Linked DNA regions of Mus musculus: region 1 is linked to region 2. Evidence: chromatin loops called from intact Hi-C (ENCODE). Cell type or tissue: gastrocnemius. All regions are shown on one strand. Region 1 overlaps Plce1 (phospholipase C, epsilon 1). Region 2 overlaps Plce1 (phospholipase C, epsilon 1).

What was found. Hi-C counts contacts between places; a loop is a spot of excess contacts. Peaks named below come from ENCODE experiments on the same cell type or tissue, not always from the same donor. Only the 100,000 strongest peaks of a DNase experiment are listed, where the experiment ranks them.
Region 1: it touches region 2 in a loop (7-fold over the local background); 9 of 42 quality-filtered maps call a loop at or near these places.

Annotation. Positions count from the first base shown.
Region 1 is chr19:38,564,754-38,569,753 of GRCm38, reverse strand. All of the region lies in intron 1 of Plce1 (phospholipase C, epsilon 1), which reads right to left. Among named protein-coding and RNA genes, the nearest start is that of Plce1, 43 kb to the right of the region's middle. In gastrocnemius, a CTCF peak has its summit at 2,912 (motif pointing left); no DNase peak of the experiment used is centred here; H3K27ac peaks cover 1,384 bases.
Region 2 is chr19:38,706,856-38,711,855 of GRCm38, reverse strand. All of the region lies in intron 6 of Plce1 (phospholipase C, epsilon 1), which reads right to left. Among named protein-coding and RNA genes, the nearest start is that of Noc3l, 110 kb to the left of the region's middle. In gastrocnemius, a CTCF peak has its summit at 2,277 (motif pointing right); a DNase peak (open chromatin) is centred at 2,279.

The DNA.
Region 1 (5,000 bases), 140 kb after region 2:
TGAGCTAGCTGTACACACTTCATACCTGGTATTCCCGGTCACTGACGTAACATCAATGGTGTACTTGTTTGAAAACACATCAGTAGACTGAGTTTCATGAGATAGTGGATGAGCCCCTGAAGACTCTACTGAAGACAGGAATGCCCTTTGCTTATGGTTTCTGGAGACACCCCTAAAGCTAGAAGGCAAGAGAATGCACAAAGCTGCTACACACACACACACACACACACACACACACACACACACACATACACACACACAGACAGAGGCATGCACGCATACCCACAAGTACATGCACACACATGCATGTGCGTGCACGCCCAGACACACACACACACACACACACACACACACACACACACACACACGGGGGTGGGGGGGGGTACTCACAATTAGAGATTATATTTGGCTTGGGCAAGGGATTTTTCATTTTTCTGGAAAGTTCTTGGATTGGCTCTGTTGTAGAGAACTGAAGATAATATTTTTTACACCTGCCGCTTTCGTAATGGAAACTGACAGTTCCAGCAGCTTCTTGGGATTAAACCAAGAGAAATAAATATATCTGGGAGCTCTCCTTAATATCACATCAGATGCAGGCTCCAGGGGGACACTGATGTTTTCTCATTTCAAATAACGCTCAGCACTGGAGTCTGGGGTGGCAGAGCTTAGTAACCTCAGATTTGCTCCAGTGACTTTATTTTAGTATTCTGATAAAAATATCTACTCCACTCAAGTGAAATTTGATGACTCCCCTCAAGTCCAAGGACAATCTCTTGAAAGAAAATACAGCTTGGAATAATTTTTATTCCTCCCCCCAAAAAAGAGTTAATAGCCACCAATACAGAAATACTGAAACTGTCTGCCCCGGGGTGAGTGTTTTGGAAATCACATGTAGTGATACACCCCCACAGAACTACAGCCTGGGGTTCTGACTTGTCCCAGACAGATAACATACCCAAGTAAGTCTGTTCCAAAAAAGCTCATTTTCTTAAAAATAAGACTACCTTCCACAGAAGTCAGGAACTTTTGAAGACCAGATTTGGAAAAAGTATTAAATATGAAACATGATAAGTACTCAATATGTCCTAGGCCTTACCAACTTTTAAATAAGAAAGAGACAATGTTCAATATGTCGTTTGTGGGGCTTGGGGGATACTGTTAATTTGCATGGAAAACCATAAGACAGTGGCAAGAGTGGAGATCTAGAAACTTTACCATCACCTTCTGAACAATGGATTAAACTGATCTCCAAAGGGCGACTGTTCTGTTTTGTTTATTATAGAGCTGGAGACCTAATCTAGGGCCTGGTACATGCTAAGCAGATGCTGTACCAGGGAACCAGGTCCCCAGCCTGAGGGGGTTTGAAATGCTGAAAGTCACTAACATCACTCGTGTGTGCTCGTTTCTACACGCGAGGGTTCTAGGGACTAAATCCTGCAGAGCAGTGCTATGCTAAATTCCTGGGAAAATGTTTCAACATAAATTGACTTATCTCATAATGGCGTTTATCAAAAACTTCAAAATCTATAAGATTTGCTTTTCAATTAAAAAAAGTATATATGTCTCAAGGGCCTGTATATTGTCTAATTATCCCTCAAGAGACAGAGGTGACAACCCCCAGCACAAACCGTTAATGTTTTAAATAAGGTTTAAATGTCCTTAAGTTAATTAAGGAGACCCGTAAGCTTGCACACTGACAGGAATAAAGAGGTTTGTATCCACTCTGATTAAGGTCTGCCACCACAATCCTTGTTTACTATGAACTTTAAACACCTCTGCTTCGAGTTCTTTTGATTTTGGAAACTGGTTGAGAGATCTGTGATGTATGGAATGTGAATATAATTTTTATTACTGTTATCATGTTTGTGTGTGTGCATGTGTGCAGTGTACACACACTACGGAGTGTATGTGGAGGTCAGGGGACAACTTTTGGGAGTGGGTTGCTGAGATCACACTCGGGAGGTCAGGCTTGTGCGTCTCTATCGCCAGAGCCACTCAACAGCCCATCATTCCCTTTTCTTTTTTAACTTAAAAATGAAGTCTTTATCCACAGACATTTTGTCTTTGCATCTTCATCTTCCAGAAATGAAGTCTCAGAAAGCGCAAACATGTAAGGCATGGAAATTCTTAGCTGTAGGGAACTGACCTACATACTGTAGGAGGATTAGCAACTTCCCCCTGCTCACTAGATATGAGTACATAGTGCCTGTCAGCTCATGTCGCCAGATGTTGCCCAAGTGCCAACCCAGGGTCAAACCACCGGAGCTGAAAGGAACCAGCTAACACTAATAATATTCAAGGGTGCTTCTATGCCGTAAGCATGTGCAGCTCGGCAGCTATAACATGGTTTAAAAATATCAGTGCATGGTAAACACATGTGCATAGAAAGAGTTTGAATGTCTATGTAAAGTATTATTCAGGAATACAACTGGACAAGAGGAGACCAGGTGTCCCTTTATTCTTTATCCACTCATATACTCTTTTAGCTGTTTTCTTCTCAAAGCCACACTTTCTAGAAATGACATGACATACAAACTTGTGGGAAGACTGTGTTCCCAGGGCAGCAGCTTACAATGGAGGACAAAGTCTTTAGAAAATGACCTTGGTTAGCACAAAGAAAGCCCCTACTTGGCAGTGTCCAGCAACGCTCACAAGATTCTACAGCTGCCAAAGGCTGCTCCCGGCTCCCTGGCCTCTAAGAGGTTAAAACCATCATCAGAGCATGACGCCAGGGGTGTGGGGGGTGGGGGGAGGGAGTTTGCTCAGGTTTGACAGCCATCCTCTCACTGTAGCTTTTCCTAAGGATTTTCTGTTGCTTCTCCTCCCCCTCCTTTTGCTCCGAGGGAGAGACTCCAGCAATCCTTCTAGGACTCGCTGAAACATTCAGTTCTATTTCCATCTACTGGTAGGAAAAAAGAAAACAGTGCACTGCCCTGCGGATGAGGCAGCAGGACCCTCAGATCCAGAGCTCCCCTGGGCACCTCTTTTATGGGACTCTCCCGGGCAGAAATGGTAGCAGTTTAGCATGTAGGTGGAGAACTATAGGCTCTAGGGTCTGAAGGATGTGGATTCTGCTTTCAGACTTTACCACTGACCAGCCAGTGACATCAAGCATCCCATTTACCCTCCCTGAACAGCTGTTTCCTCTCCCATAGAGCCAGGTCCTAATGCCTCTATCTCATAGTGCCTCTGGGGGAAAAAATCTAAATAATTGAGAGTTTAGCTTGATTCAGGAAGTGGACACCAACTCTTCTTGCCACACAGTAAGTGCACTGGCTTGCACCCAGTTACAATATGAGGCAAAAAGTGATGTTTCAGAGGAAAGGAACTTTTGATAGCAGGATACAGGCTCAGTGTGGCCCTTCATCCTAGGTCATGATGCAGGTCCTTCCACATGCCTGGTCTCTCCCATTTCCCTCAGGAAGAGGATATCACCTGCTGTCCTAACAGAAATGCCAGCATATTTGTCCCATGACATGCCATGTTTCCAGTCAGAGGCCCCAAGTACTCCCTTTACTCAAGGGAAGGTAGACTCTGCTAGAAACAGCTGGATACCATTGCTGTTATCACTGCAAGAGCCAGAGCCAGGGTTAAAGTCAGAACAAGCTGTCACCTTTCCACATGAATGGCTCCCCAATATGGATTTGCCATCTAATTTTACACCAATTATATTTTCTCAAGTAAAGCAGCATGAAGAGCAATTCCTAGGAAGAGAAGATAAACGCCAGCATCCCAGAGCTGTAAAGATAATTTGCTGCTTCTGTGTGTCATTACCATCCACCATTGGGAAAGGATGTCACTGTCTCCTACACTGTGGTGGACAATGATAGAACAGGCTCAGGCTGCCCTGAAGGGTCTCTGAGTCTAGCTGGAGAAGATGGCCGGTCCCCAAATCATTAGCATCCAGCAAAAGTGAGCTCAAAACCACACAATACAGCATTCTGGGGAAAGGCAGACTTCAGAAATGAGGATGGGGTTTGGGAACTCTGTGTGTGTGTGTGTGTGTGTGTGTGTGTGTGTGTGTGTGTGTGTGTGTGTGAGAGAGAGAGAGAGAGAGAGAGAAGTGGGGGCTCAGGCGAACATGTGCCACTTGCTAGTACCCACTGAGCCATCTTGTCAGCCTTGTTTCCAGTTATTCTCCCTCCCCGGCCCCTCGCCACCCCTGGTCCGAAACCAAATATATTTTTTATTGAATATTTTCTTTATTTATGTTTCAAATGTTTTCCCCTTTCCAGGTCTTCCCTTCAGAAACCCTCTATCCAATCCCTCCCCCTGCCTCTATGAGGGTGCTCCCCCACCCACCCACACACTCTAGTTTTTCCGCCCTGGCATTCCCCTATACACTGGGGCATCAAATAACCTCAGGACCAAGGGTCACTCCTCCCACTGATGTTCAACAAGGCCATCCTCTGCCACACATGTGGCCAGAGCCATTGTTCCCAGTTCTTAAAGGATAAGATTTAGGCCAAGAGGAGAAAGGAGAAAGGGGCAAGGGAAAAAATGAGATTCACAGGGGACAAGAAGAGAGGCCAGGAAAGGCAGCACTCATATTATCCTAAAGGAAAACAGTGTGTACAGCAGACCCCACGATCTCAAGGGACACATTTTCTACTTGATAAGAAAGGACTAGAAATTGTTAATATAATTGCTTCACTTGGTATTTTGAAAAGCATCCTTTCGGAAAATCAATGCTAAGTTCTGAAAAAAGTAGAACTGATTGATGCAAAATTGTGATCTGAAGAATCGAAGCAATTAGCCTGGGGTAAATGGGCCAAATGTCATCTCCCAAAGAAGATCACTGTGAAGCAGACATGCTAAGAGGATGCTCTTATGTTGTAGTCAAATAATTATATTATGCTGTTATAACGCTCATTTCAAGTTTTCATTCAACAAAGTGACACATAAAATGGTTTTACTTAAAGTAAAACCTGACCAGGTTGACTAAAACCAGGACATAAAACAAAGGGATCTTGGGTTGCATGTCAGCCCCAACAGGCAGG
Region 2 (5,000 bases):
TCTGCTGTTTATATGTGTGAGAGAGAGGGAGTCAGATCCCCTGGAACTGGAGTTATAGACAGTTGTGATCTGCTGTGTGGGTGCTGGGAATTGAACTCGGGGCCTTTGGAAGAGCTGCCAATGCTCTTAACTACCGAACCATCTCTCCAGCGCTGTGGATATAAGCTTTTTTTTTTTGGTTTCCGAGACAGGGTTTCTTGACAGTGCCCTGGCTGTCCTGGAACTCACTCTGTAGACCAGGCTGGCCTCAAACTCAGAAATCTGCCTGCCTCTGCCTCCCGAGTGCTGGGATTAAAGGTGTGCGCCACCACCGTCCAGCTAGATATAAGCTTTTGATGATTGCTTTTTCTGGGGTTTCTATGACTACTCCCATTGAGTTTTCTGGCAGGAGCAGCTAAAGGCTTTGAGAGGAATTCTAACACACTGCATGTTGGGTAAACTGAAGGATCATTAGATTGCTTGGTTCCTTCCTTCCTTCCTTCCTTCCTTCCTTCCTTCCTTCCTTCCTTCCTTCCTTCCTTCCTTCCTTCCTTCCTTCCTCCCTCCTTCGTACCCTCCTCCCTCTCTTCCTCTTTCCTTTTTTTCTTCATTTCTTATCTTTTTTTCACTGAGTTGGGCATTGACTTATGAACAAGGGCTGGAGGCTATTGTTTTTAAATTCAATAGAGCCCAGTTCCATTGTCTTTTAGGACCTGAAAAACACTGTGAGCTAAGACACTCTGAACGGGGCATTTTCACAAGATGCTCTGGACAGAGGCAAATAAGGAAACAGTGGTTATTGGGATGGCTGCCGGAAAACCTATGAAATCCTGCCTCCCTGCCATGCATCCAGGGCTTCCTTTTAGAGTAGCAGTCACTTAAGAGCCAGGAAATTACTTCCACTCCTTAGGACAAAGGTCTGAAAGTGAGGATTTCAATATGTCTTTCCAGCTTTGTGAAATAAATATTTGCATCTTTGCGGTTTTCTTCCCCCATTCTCAGGATGCTTACAACAGGATCTGGAAAGTGGACGGTGGAAGAGAATGTTCTTAGGATATAGGTGATTAAGTGATGAGGGCAAAAGGAAAGGAATAAATAGAAAAATGGAAATAAATTTCTCATAAGAGGTAACTTCCGTGTCAGATGCAGACTAGAAGCTACCTCCCTGAGACACAGACACACAGACACAGACACACAGACACACAGAAACACACACAGACACACACAGAGACACACACACAGACACACACAGACACACACAGAGACACACACAGACACAGACAGACACACACAGACACACACACAGAGACACAGACACACACACAGACACAGACAGACACACACACACACACAGACACACAGACACAGACACAGACACACACACACACAGAGACAGAGAGAGAATTACTAAAGAGAGGTAGAGCTTTGGAAATCCATAAAAGGGGCAACAGGAGAGCTGAAAGGTGCAGAGAAGCAGAAGGCCACCACACTAAGCACAGCACTGGTGGCCTGGATCCCTGGCACAGGAAAGCAGAAACAGAAATGTCATCTGGAAGGTATACAGTCAGATGGCTCTGGAGGGAAGATACTGGCAGTCCCAACCACAGACAAATCCACACTTCTCCTGAGTCTCAAATCCAGTTGTAGGTCTTGCTGAGATGGTGACTTCTTTTGTGGGAAGAGCCAGCAGTGGAAAAGAATTCAGCCAGCTCTGAAGGGTTCTCCCATCCCAAGGGAGTCAAGTCTGTCATTGAAAACTGGGCTACCCTGGCAGCTAAAGAAAAGGGAAGACTCACAAGACGAGGAATCAGAGTCAACTGGCCCTAGCCCCAAGCTTAAGAGACAAATTTGGGGGGTAGTTGTAGAGAACATGAAGGCTGGATGCTGGCATGTGACAGAAGGCCAGGAAGAGAAGTGCATAGGAAAAAGGTGGTTCTGCCCTCAATGGCTGGAAGCAGAGCTCATCAACTGAGGGCCAGTCTGGCCCTTAACAGCCTTGAGCCAAAGGTCAGCAAATTGAGCAACCTCTGGAGCTACCACGCTGGCATGGAGTTGCAGTAGAACCCTTGATAGCCAAAGCTGAATCCCCCCAGCAGGGTAATTAAAGCTGAGTGGATTTTGAAAGCACAAAGACAGATCCACCTGTATAAATCTTAGTAGAATGACTGCTTCTTCTACTCCCAATGAACTTGGGAGAAACCTCTGAGCTACATTAGCCATCCTATAGAATGTGAATGGGGACTCTTGGGAGGATTGGAGAAAAGTGCTTAGACCGTAGACTACAAAGCCAAGTGTAGCCAGCAGAGGGCCCTGGTGTGCAAAGAAGAGAAGATCAGATGCTTGCCCCAAACAGGACCAGTGGCTGCCATAAACCATAAAAAAGTAAAATATCCAGGGGTCTGACCCACCGTCTCCCTGTTGCATATACCCTGAAGTCTGACTTACCTTCTCCCTGATCTATATAACCAGCAATCTCCCAGAATTCACTCTAATCCTTCACCTTTTTTCCCCCTCCTGTGTGTTTTTCTTTTTTCTTTTTCTATTTTTAAATGCTTTCTTTAATTCTGTAAGGCTGTGACAGGATGCACTCTGATCATGTTCATTCCCCTCTCCCAAGTCCTCCCAGATTCTCCTGCTCCTCCCCTACCAACACAAATTTTTGTCACTCCCTGACACAGTTAACTGCTACTGGTATAGTGTCTGCCCTGGAGTGTGCTCAGTGTACCAAAGTCACTCCATTGAAGAAAACTGACCTTTTATTTGCCAGCAGTAATTAAACGTCAACATCTCCTCTGGGCCCTAGTGGAGAACCAATAGTATTATTCTGCTAATGATGTATTGCCATACCCATAGATGAGTGTATCCATCGACCCTCATCCTTCAACCCTCATCAGAGAAACTTCTTGCAGTAGACTCCAACTGACACAGAGACTCACAACTAGCCAATGAGAGAGAATACTAAGCCCTCAATGGGATGTCGATCCTTCATTTCTTCCCTCATAGCTCGGGGATCTTTGCCGAAGAAGAAAAGATTCTAGGAGCCAGAGGTGGTGAGTGACTTCAAGGAAACAATGTTTTCTGGACACACATGAACTCCCAGCAATTGTGACATCATGCTCAAGACCAGCTCAAGGACAAGCCAGACAAGATCCCAGCATGGAGGAGAGGAACTGGGCACCAAATCCCCCTTTAAATGCTTTTATTACTATTTCACTTTATTGTGTTTTAAAAGGCTTTGTGTATCTTTATGTATTCTTTTTGTTTTGTTTTGTTTTGATTTGATTTTCGAGACAGGGTTTCTCTGTATAGCCCTAGCTGTCTTGGAACTCACTTTGTAGACCAGGCTGGCCTCGAACTCAGAAATCCGCCTGCCTCTGCCTCCTGAGTGCTGGGACTAAAGGAGTGCGCCACCACGCCCTGCTATGTATTCATTTTTTTATTCCCCTTTATACATCTACCTAACTTTGTCACCCATGTTTTTTCTGGACAGTTTCTTTTTCTGGTCTCCCTTTTAGCTTTTCTTTCTACTGCACTCTTAGTAGTGTTTTGGACCCACTGGCTTAAAAAAAACCTATCAGAATTTAATTTTTCCTATTTATTTTTTCTCACTTATCTACTTATCTCCTTTTGATCACGGGTCTGCTCACGATCATAGAGCATTTCTTTATTTTATTTTTCTAATTTCGTGCTTTTCCCTCTTGCCCTTCATTACACTTTTGACTCCCACACTTTCTTTGGTTTATTTAATCTTGTTTCTCCCCCACTTGCCCCTCTGGCTCCTCCATTCCTCCACTGGATTTATTTACAACTTTGACCCTAAATAAACTGTAACTCAATGGCAAAACTGATAGTGGTTTCCCAATTTTCTGATTTATATGCAAGAACGGCAATCCCATTGGGCTTTCCTTGTTTCCTTTACTTGGATGGTGTGGTTTTGTGGTGACACTGGAGGTGCCGGTTCTCAAAAGTGAGATCCCTAGTCAGAAGGTGCTCACACAAAGTCAGAAGTGACACTTAAGCCACCAGAAGTATGGGCTACAGCAGAATAACACAGCCAACACTCAGCTCCTTCAACCACTGAACTAGGTAAAATGCTGAACTAACATTTCAAAGTTTACTGGTAAAAATGATCAATATTCCCAAAGGGAATATTACAAGAGGGTGGACTCTGCAAAGTAGCAGAATACAACACTAGTATACCAAAGTCAGTGAGTAGCTTTCCTTTATGTCAGTAGTAAAATTATGAAGAAAGAAATCAGGAAAAAAGCATCTCATTTAGAGCTGCTTAAAAACACCTATGACATGGGGTATGATGGTTCACTCCCTTAATCCTAGCACTTCAGAGGCAGTCAGGGGAATCTCGGTGAATTCAAGGCCAATCTGGTCTACACAGTGAATTTTAGGACACCAAGAGCTACATGGTGAGGCCGTGTTTCAAAACAAACAAAAGACATGCCCCTCCCCCCCCAAACCAAACCAAACCTCCAAAACACATAAGAAAAGAATCCTAACCAAGGAAAGACTTCTGCAACAGATATATTAAAGCCCCAAGGAAAATGAAAAAAAGATGTCAAAAGATGGGGGTGGGGCTAGAGTGGGTAATGGAATATAAGTGTCTTGAACCCAGAGGAGGGGCTGTTTGAGCATAGTCAGTTATAAAGGAGCGAGATGGAGGAGAAAACTGAAGGAGCCAATTAGAACAGGATATAATAAAAAGTATGATGGTATATATTTATGAAATGTTGCATTGAAACCTATTTTTCTATATGCTAACCAAGCAATAACTTTCAAAAATTATTCTGCCGCAGACAAAGATCCACAGTTGCTTTATCAAACAAAACAGAACAAAACACAAACACACAAAGGAATACTCTTGGATCTACAAATTACAGTTTCTAGTGGAAGACGAACAAACTATTTTAAAGCTATTTTACAGACATCCTTGCCTGGAGTCAGGAGTGTGGTGAAACAGCTCCAAGGGCAGGAGCACAGGAGACCTAACCGTGCCCTCACCTGGCAAG